Linked DNA regions of Homo sapiens: region 2 is linked to region 1. A link is an interaction called in ENCODE POLR2A ChIA-PET data of the cell type or tissue named here. Cell type or tissue: OCI-LY7. All regions are shown on one strand.

Region 1 (5,000 bases):
TTTTTGTTGTTGTTGAAAACTGGACATTTGACTATTATAATGTGTTATCTCTGGAAAACAAATATTTACATTCCCTAGAGTTTGCTGTTCTTGATTGTTGATGGCTTAACTTTTGTACAGCCAGGGTTTTTACCGAAATTTCCCTGAACATGGGGAACTTAAAAAACAAACAAAAAACTTTTTCCAATCTTTGCATCTGAGTTTTTGCAGGAGCACCCCTTTAACACTTAATAAGGCCATTTGAAATTCTTCCTCAGCAGTCATTTCCTGGTTGCACTGAGTCTATATATCAACCAGTGGTGGAATCTTAGGCTGTTCTCAGTTCTCTGAACATGCATCCTGTCCCAGACATGTGTGTTGCTTTCTAAGTTGCCCTATATACAGAGCACTTTTGAATTTGAATGCCCTAATTTCCCAACAATTCTCTCTCCCTGGCTTTTACTCCCAGGCTTTAGGAAAGTTATTCTATGTACCAACTGTACTCTTCGGCCCCAGGCAGTTGCAGTTTGTTTGTTTGCCTTACAATGTTTAAACAACGCCTGCTGCTTTTCTACAGTGGGTTACAGTGTGAAAACAGAAATGAGCACTTTGTTTCAGTTTTTCAGGTAACACCCAGGCAGGTTAGAATAGACATACCTAATAATTGTGTATAAAGTTGGCTCTGCTCTCTATAAACAAGGACCGGAGTCCCACCCTGGGAAGGTGGGCTGCTGTCGCTAAGACTGCTATTGAGTCAGGGAAGGGTTCATAAAGTTTTCTTTCCATTTTCAAGTTGCCTTAGAAAAAAAATTGGCTGGGCGTGTTGGCTTACCCTATAATCAGAGCACTTTGGGAGGCTAAGGCAGGAGGATTACTTGAGCCCAGGAATTCAAGACCAGCCTGGGCAATGTGATGAAACCTTGTCTCTAAAAACATAAAAAATTTAAAAGGTAATAAATAATTTTTTAAAATGAGCATTTGCTTGGTTGCTGTAAATCTTTAACTATTTCCCAAAGTTCTGATAAAGTTGCTCTGACAATTTCTGGTTATTTGTTCAATATTTCTGTGGCGGTGTGAAAGTTTGTAGCTGCCTATTTCTCCATTTTGCTGATGTCCCTCTCTCCACAAATTCGGACATATTGCATCTTCATTATGCACACACACACACACACACACACACACACACACACCCCTAAAAAAGTAATAATAATGTAATTATAGAGATGGAGAACAGGCTAGTAGTTCTCTGGGAATTACGGATGGGTAGAGAGGATGGGTGTTATCGATGTCAATGTTTCAATATATGCAATATATGTATGTACATATATACATACACACATATATGTATACACACATAAACACATACACATATGTATACTTTTCATATATGTACACATACAGATGTTCCTCAGCTTAAGATGGGATTACGTTCAGACAAACCCATCATAAACTGAAACTATCTCAAATTGAAAATGTATTTAATCCACCTAATCTACCAAACATCATAGCCTACCCTAGCCTACCTTAAATGTGCTCAGAACACTTATATTAGCTTACAATTGGGCAAAGTTGCCTAACACAAGCCTATTTTATCATAAAGTGTTTAATATCTTATGTGTTAATTTATTGGATAGTTTTTGAAAGTGAAAACAGAATGGTTGTATAGGTACTTGAAGTATGGTTTCTACTGAATGTGTATTGCTTTTTTTTTTTTGAGATGGAGTCTTGCTCTGTCGCCTGGGCTGGAGTGCAGTGGTGTGATTTCAGCTCAGTGCAACCTCCACCTCCTGGGTTCAAGTAATTCTCCTGCCTCAGCCTCCCCAGTAGCTGGGATTACAGGCACATGCCACTGCGCCAAGCTGAATTTTGTATAAAAATACTACTAAAAAGTAGAGACGGGGTTTCACCATGTTGCCCAGGCTGGTCTTGAATTCCTTATCTCAGATGATCCACCCACCTCGGCCTCCCAAAGTGCTGGGATTACAGGCATGAGCCACTGCGCCTGGCCAAATGTGTATTGCTTTTGCACGGTGGTAAAGTTTTAAAATTGTAGATCAAACCATTGTAAGCTGGGGACAGTCTATATACACCTACTTTTTATTTTGAAATAATTGTAGAGTCACCTGCAAGAGAAATGTACAGGGAAGTCACATGTACCCTTCTCTCAGTCTCCTGCAATGTTAACATCCTATGCAACTATAATACAATATCACAACCAAAAAATTGGCATCAATATCACCCATCCTTTCTACCCTTCCCTAATCCCCAGAGAATGACTAGCCTGTTCTCTATCTCAATAATTATGTTATTATTATTATTATTTTTAGACACAGGGGTCTTGCTATGTCGCCCAGGTTGGTCTTGAACTCCTAGGCTCAAACGATCCACCTGACTCAGCCTCCCAAAGTGCAGGGAGTATGGGTGCAAGCCACCAAGCCCAGCCTATGTCTATAATTATGTTATTACATGATTGTTACATAAAGGCAATAATGTACTATGTATTCTTTTGAAATTATTTTTTTTAACCCAGCATAATTTCCTAGAGATTTATCCAAGGTGTTGTATTGTTTTTTCATTGCTGATTAGTAGTCCATGGTATGTATGTATCGCAGTTTTAGCCATTTATTCATCAAAGGAGATTTGGGTAGTTTCCAGTTTTGGACTCATAAATACAGCTGCTATGAACATTCTTCTACAAACTTCTGTGTGAAAATGTCATTTCTCTGTCTAAGGGTGCAAATGCTGAGTTGTACAATAAGTACATCTTGTTTTCAAAGGAAGTACCAAACTATTTTCCATAGTGGCTGTACCTTTCCTACCAACATGCATGTTGGTATTCATATCTAAGTGTGTGATCCATATCTAAGAAGACTATGTCTAACTCAATAACATAGGGATTTTCATCTAATAATTTTTTAATTTTAATTTTTAAATTCAGGTCTATGATTCATTTTGAGTTTTTTCATTTTTTTTTTTGTATTGGCTGAAGGCCACAATAATCTTAGGGTCCCATGAAAATGCTTTAAATCTTTTCAAATAATAAGAACAAATTAAGTGCAATTGATGGCAGCAGCGGGCTGTCCACGGCGGTCGCTGTCATCAGGTCAGCTGCTGTGGGGAGGGTGCCAGGAGGAGGCAGAGCTGGGCTGGAGTAATGCTGTGCTCCACAGAGCCAGCAGGAGCCAGGGTAAGCGAGAGCCCCCCCGCCAAGCCTGCCACGTTGGGTGCCACTGCAATGGGGCTGAGCTGAGCCACCTGCCAGCAGGGAGCAGCATGGTTGGGCACAGAGGGGTGGGCAGAGAGGGGCCCAGTAAGGACCTGGAGCTGCAAGGAGGCATGGCCAGGGCTGCCTGCATGCTGCTCCACAGAGTAGGCAGGCGGGAGTCCTACCCTCCCAGGCACAGGACCTGGGCATCTCTGCAGTCTGCACCCTTGGGGTCCTGGGAAAGTCCCCCTCCCCCCTCAGGCTTGGGGGGTGTCTGCTCCTGCTGCCTGGCCTCTCCCTGCCCCTGGTGCCTGCTCCAATCTCAGAGCAGGGTTGGGGCTGAGCCCAGGCACTGTTACAGTCTGGCCAGGTGTGTGCACACTTGGAGCAGAGCTGACACACCAGCCCCCTGCTGTCTTGGTCCTTTCCGGAATTTGGGCCCCAAGGAGCTCTGGGGGGAAGCCGAGGGGCGCCTGAGGGCAACCCAGCACTGGCCTACAGGTGCCCTTTTGCACAAGCAGCCTGGGCACCATGGATGGTGGCAGGAGGCAGATCGGCTCCTGGGTGGAAGAGGACAGGTTACTGGTGAAGCCCCACCTTCAGGCCAGGCTGCTAGTACTGCTGACTGGAGTGGGAACTTGTGGTGCCTTTTCCAGGCCCTCCCATGGCCGCCCACAGACCAATTGGCAGCACTTCCTCCCATCTGAGGCCCATAAAAGCCCTGGGCTCAGCCAGAGCACTGCAGATGATGAGACGTCCAGCTGCAGAGAGGAGCTACCCTCTCTGCTGATAGCTGAACACTTGTCAGGATGGCTAGCTGCAGAAGGAGCTACCCTCTTTGCTTCTAGAACTCAACACTTGTTGGGATGACTTGCCTAGCAGAGAGGAGCCATCCCCATCTCGCCACCTTGCAGGCGAAGAGGAGGAAAGAAGAGCTGTGGCCCTTCGGGGAGCTCAGACCTGGGAGCTCTTCAAGCCAGGGCTGTCACTCCCTCCTTGGAGCCCTTCGGTTCCTGGTGTCTCCAAGCTTCCAGGCACCACCATGTTCCCTGGTGCCAGGAATGGAAGCTGCTTGCATGTGCCTGGTCCAGCTGCAGCCTTGCAGAGAGCCAGCGTGCAAGCTGGCACCTAGAATTGCTCACCCTGCTGAGGCAGCCGGCATGTCTGACTGCACAGTTGGACTCCATGCTCACTCACACACCCCTCACCCCTCACCCCTCACCACTTCATGCAGTCTCCCTCGGCAGGGGAGGGATCCTGGTTGGTAGTGTGAGCCGAGCGCAGCCTGCAAAGCCAAGTGGGCAGAGTGAGCCCAGCGGGCCTGAGCAAAACTTGGACAAAGGTGCCACTGGCCACAGAGGTTTCCAGCCAAAAACCAACACCCCAAAGATCCACTAACATAATCAGTTGGGATTACATTTGTATTTATAGCAACACAGTTTTAAAACATAATTTTTTGGGCTTGGTGGCCTGTGCCTATAATCCCAGCTATTGGGAAGCTGAGGTGGGAGGATCACTTGAGGTCAGGAGGTCTAGACCAGCCTGGGCAACATATGGAGACCCTCTCTTTAAAAAAAAAGTGAAATATAGGCCAAGCACAGTGGCTCACGCCTGTAATCTCAGCACTTTGGGAAGCTGAGGCAGGCGGATCACCTGAGGTCAGGAGTTCGAGACCAGCCTGGCTAACATGGTGAAACCCTGTTTCTACTAAAAATACAAAAAATTAGCTGGGTGTGGTGGTGCGTGCCTGTAATCCCAGCTACTTGGGAGGCTGAGGCAGGAGAATCATTTGAACCTGGGAGGCAGAGGTTGCAGT
Region 2 (5,000 bases), 97 kb before region 1:
CACCTGTAATCCCAGCAATTTGGGAGGCTGAGGCAGAATGATTGCTTAAAGCCAGCAGTTCAAGACCAGCCTGGGCAACATAGGGAGACCCCATTTCTTTTTTTTTTTTTTTTGGGAGACCCCATTTCTACAAAACTTTTTTAAAAAAATTAGCCAGATGTAGGGGCGCATGCCTGTAGTCCTAGGTACTCAGGAGGCTGAGGTGGGAGGATGGATTGAGCCCAGGAGATCGAGGCTGCAGTGAGTTGTGATTGTACCACTACTACACTCTGGCCTGGGTGACAGAGTGAGACCCTGTCTCTAAAATAATAACAATAATGTTATAATACTACTAATAATACAGTAGTGTTAGGTCCTTGTGGCTGCAATACACTTTGTAGTTTACAAATCATGTTTGCATACCTGGAGTCTTAGAGCTTCCCTACAGACTACTCAAAGCAGATATTTTTAGCCCTATTTTTGAGTTGAAACTGAGCTCTAGAGAGGACTAGTGACTTTGTCAAGATCACAAGTGACCTTGTGCTGTTGCTGTTTCGAGAGAGTGTGTAATCCTGTTGCTGTTTAGAGAGAGTGTGTTTTAGATTTATGTGACCTAGAAGCACCAGCACGGGATCTTTATCCTGATGTTCTTGAGCCACCACCAGCTCTCCTCCAGGCCCAGGCTTTTGTGAATTACAGTGAAGAAAATGCAGACCAGGCGACTTGCTGAGTGACATGGTCACGTATGGTGGGGAATCATCCAATACCTTTAAAATATTTTTTTGAACCTTGGTGGAAAAGTGTGTTTCTTCATTCATTCATTTCTTCATTCATCTGTTCATCAAAGTTTTGCGAGGCTCTAAATGTGTGCTAGGCATGATGCAAGGAGTGGGGACAAAATGGAACCAGCCATGACTACTGCCCTTGAGGAAGTCACAGTAGGTAGGAAGATGGACATCGAGACATAAGTACAGCAGAAAGTCATTTATTTATTCCTGTCATTTGTGAATCCTCTTCCATCTTCCAGTAGTCCTTACGGAAAAAGCAAATACCCATAAAAAGATCTCTTAAGGCGACTGGGGGCACACACGGGGTGGGGGTGGGAGTTTGGGGACAAACTTCAGCACCTCACAGTCTTGTGGTGGGGCCTGCATGCATATGTGGGTGGGGCATGAGGAGGAGCACGTGTTCTTAGAGCTCAGTGTCCCTCCCACCACATTCCCCTGTGCGTTGCCCCAGGCACAGGAACTTTGTAATCACATCCAGCCTGGGATTATAACCAAACACAGCATTCCACCACCCTCTGCAACCTCTTTGTTTGATCTTCCCCCTGGAGACACAGGTCAAGAGGAAGAGAAGGGGAAGGGGGGCAAACTGCAGGGAGAGTGTGTGGGGAGCTTCCTTTGAATTGTCTTTTAATTCAGAAACAGAAAACAAAGATGCCATTTCCCAAGGCCTGAGATACCGCCGCTCTGCATTAAAGGGGTTCAGTCTCAGAATCCTGGAGCAGGGTCCACCTGGGAGGTCACTAGTCTGACCCACCTGGTTTACAGAGCCCAGGAAGGGACCATAACTTCTTTGATGTCACACGGCAGAGAGGGGCAGCATTGCAGTGTGATGTCACAGCAAAGAGGGGTAGCTACTCATGGAGAATGACTCAAGAAGCCTGGGGGAAAGCCTTCCCCACCAGTTGCTCAGTAACACCTAAACTGCCTTGCCTGTGGGACCCAGCCTTGTACTGCATCATCAGAGATTAGCCTGACAAGCAAATGCACCAGGGAGGAAGCCTGGTAATGGGGGCTCATTTATGCTAGGGCGTGGATGACTGATATCAGGGTCTTTCACACCAAGAGGCTTAGCCGGAGGCAGAGGAGAGGAGATCAGAAGGGCACTGGAGACTGCAAGGGCAAGAGGTGACTGGGGCTAAGCCTAGAGGGAAGAGGGCATGGAGCTGAGAGCTTCAGGCACAAAAGAGAAACTTAATACCTGCTTTGTAGGCCCCAGGTCCTGTGCCTGATTTTCTCTTTCCTCTGAGAAAGAAGCTGTGAGGTTTCTGAAGTGTCAAGTCACTCTTCATGTCTAATCCTGTTGCTGTTTAGAGAGAGTGTGTTTCAGATTTATGTCTGAACTGCATCTAAAGGTATCAGCAAAGTCGTTAATTTCAGCCACCTGAATCTGGTGGCTGCCTCTGCTTACGCACAGCAACACTTCCTTCCTCCAGTCCTGTGGGAAATAAGGTATTTCTTCGGGTGAGGTTTTTGTTTTGTCTTGTTTTTTAATAATTTAAGCTTCCTGTTTTATGTATCTAATCTCTTCATATTTTCAGTATGAGGGTACTACTAAGGGGCATTTTACATTCTCGAAGTATGCTGTAATTGTTGTTTATAATTTAAATTTAATCTTTTTCTTTAGTGTTTTTAATTACTTAAGAAATACATACTCATTGTAAAGGATTCAAAAGATAGAAAAGTACATGAAATAAAAAGCATCACTTTATCGCTTTCTACTGCTAAAGGTAGACACTTAACATTTTGGTTTTCTTTCTTTCTTTCTTTACTTTTTTCTTTTTTTTTCAGCAAAAAAGGTATTATATGCCACGTCAGCAGGTCTGTGAATTCATGAAGATCCCTGAGACCATTTCAGGGGTCCACAAGGCCAAAGCTATTTTTATAATAACACTAAGACAAAATTTGCTTTTTTTCCCACAGTGTTGACATTTGTACTGATGTTGCAAAAAGTAAAAGTGGGTAAAAACTGCTAGTGTCTTAGATCAAGGAGGTGGCTCCTTGAACTGTCCTGGTGGGTATTCTGTCCTTCACTACTACACTCTCAGAGGAGCCGAAATGCCAGTTTCTTAAAGAATGTCCTTAATGAAGTAGTAAAGATGATAAATTGTATTAAATTTCAACCCTGGCGTACCTGCCTTTTTAAGATTCTGCATGAAGAGATGAGAAGTATGCTTAAGCCCTGCTGCATTCCAAAGTCCACTGACCATCCGAGGAGACACTCGTGCAGCTGTTTGTGTTGCAAGCTGAATTCACTGTCCCCCAGTCGCCCTGTCCCCCACCAGGGAACATCATTTTTACTCGAAATAATGACTGACAAACTATGGTTGTTCAGATTTGGGAATTTTCAGACATTTTCTCAAAAAATGAATGAAATGAACCTGTCATTTCAAGGAAACTGACAGTATTTGTTACTAATGATGAAGTTTCAGCTTTCTTTTATTTTCTTTTTAACTTTTAAGTTCAGGGGTACCTGTGTAGGTTTGTTACATAGGTAAACTTGTATCATAGGGGTTTGTTGTACAGATTATTTTGTCACCCAGATATTAAGCAAAGGACCTACTAGGTATTTTTCCTGATCCTCTCCCTCCTGCCACCCTCCATCCTCCTACAGGCCCCAGTGTGTGGTATTCCCCTCTATGTGTCCATGTGTTCCCATCATTTAGCTCCCACTTATGAGTGAGAACACGTAGTATTTGGTTTTCTGTTCCTGTGTTAGTTTTCTAAAGATAATGACCTCCAGCTCCATCCATGTCCCTGCAAAGACATAATCCTGTGCTTTTTTATGGCTGCATAGTACTCCATGGTGTATATGTAACATGTTTTCTTTATCCAGACTATCGCTGATGGGAAAGTTTAAGCTTTCAAGCAAACATTAGAATTTCCAAAGACTTATATTTTCCACTGTGAGTTGGACAGCTTCCCAACACTTAAAGACTTTAGTGATGAAAGGGGTGGTGATAATAAATGTGATTTTTGATGCTGTTAATAAAATGTGTTAATATTAGAGCTACATAACTTAGTGAACCAATATTTTTCAAAGACTCATGCATAATGTTATAAAATCATTTGTGGAAGATAAACCAATGGATTTTAATGTAACGGTATAGATTGTTCATTGATATGATTTATTTTTTATTTTTATTTTATTTATTTATTTATTTTTGAGATGGAATCTCACTCTGCTGCCCAGGCTGGGGTACACTGGTGTGATCTTGGCCCGCTGCAACCCCTGCCTCCTGGGTTCGGGCAATTCTCCTGCCTCAGACTCCTGAGTAGCTGGGATTACAGGCACCTGCCACCACACCTGGCTAATTTTTGTATTTTTAGTGGAGACGGGGTTTTACCATGTTGGCTGGGCTGGTCACGAACTCCCGACCTCAAGTGATCTCCCCACGTTGGCTTCCCAAAGTGCTGAGATTACAGGCTTGAGCCACCGCACCCGGCCTCATTGATATGATTTAGAATCCACGTTGCCACTAACCTTTCAGAAACTACCACTTGTCAAATTTTGGTAAACAATCAAAGAACAATAGCCATAATAATCTGGAAAGACTATTAAAATAATCCTCCTTTTTCAACTACGTGTGTTTGTGAGACCAGATTTTCTTCATGTACTTCAACCAAAACAACATATCACAACAGATTTAATGCCAAAGCAGATATGAGAATGCAACTGTCTTATATTAAGCCAGATATTAAAACACATTTGAAAAAATGTGAGACAATGCCAGTCTTCTCACTAAATGTTTTGATATAGTTAACTTTCATAAAAAGGATATGATTTATAGTAACATGCAATGAGTTTATTACCATTATTTAAAATTAAGAAACTCATTTTTTGAAATTATCTTAATGTTTAATACAATAACTATTGATAGACATAGCCTACATAAGAAAATCTCCAGCCAGGCGTGGTGGCTCACACCTGTAATCCCAGCACTTTGGGAGGCCGAGACAGGCAGATCACGAGGTCAAGAGATCAAGACCATCCTGGCCAACATGGTGAAACCCCATCTCTACTAAAAATACAAAAATTAGCTGGGTGTGGTGGTGCGTGCCTGTAATCCCAACTACTCAGGAGGCTGAGGCAGGGGAATCACTTGAATCTGGGAGGCAGAGGTTGCAGTGAGCTGAGATTGTGCCACTGCACTCCACCCTGGTGACAGAGTGAGACTCCGTCTCAAAAAAAAAAAAAAGTCCCTTGGGATCCTCAATAATTTATAAGAGCATTAA

Evidence for each region. ChIA-PET counts read pairs that join two places held together with the same protein. Peaks named below come from ENCODE experiments on the same cell type or tissue, not always from the same donor. Only the 100,000 strongest peaks of a DNase experiment are listed, where the experiment ranks them.
Region 2: POLR2A ChIA-PET joins it to region 1 with 11 read pairs; 10 of 35 experiments call an interaction of 5 or more read pairs at or near these places.

What each region holds. Positions count from the first base shown.
Region 1 is chr15:68,042,268-68,047,267 of GRCh38, forward strand. No RefSeq gene overlaps it. Among named protein-coding and RNA genes, the nearest start is that of PIAS1, 9.5 kb to the right of the region's middle. RefSeq lists enhancers at 2,705-3,225, 3,226-3,745. In OCI-LY7, no CTCF peak of the experiment used is centred here; no DNase peak of the experiment used is centred here.
Region 2 is chr15:67,944,872-67,949,871 of GRCh38, forward strand. No RefSeq gene overlaps it. Among named protein-coding and RNA genes, the nearest start is that of PIAS1, 110 kb to the right of the region's middle. RefSeq lists an enhancer at 1,349-2,548. In OCI-LY7, no CTCF peak of the experiment used is centred here; a DNase peak (open chromatin) is centred at 2,150; H3K4me3 peaks cover 567 bases; H3K27ac peaks cover 949 bases.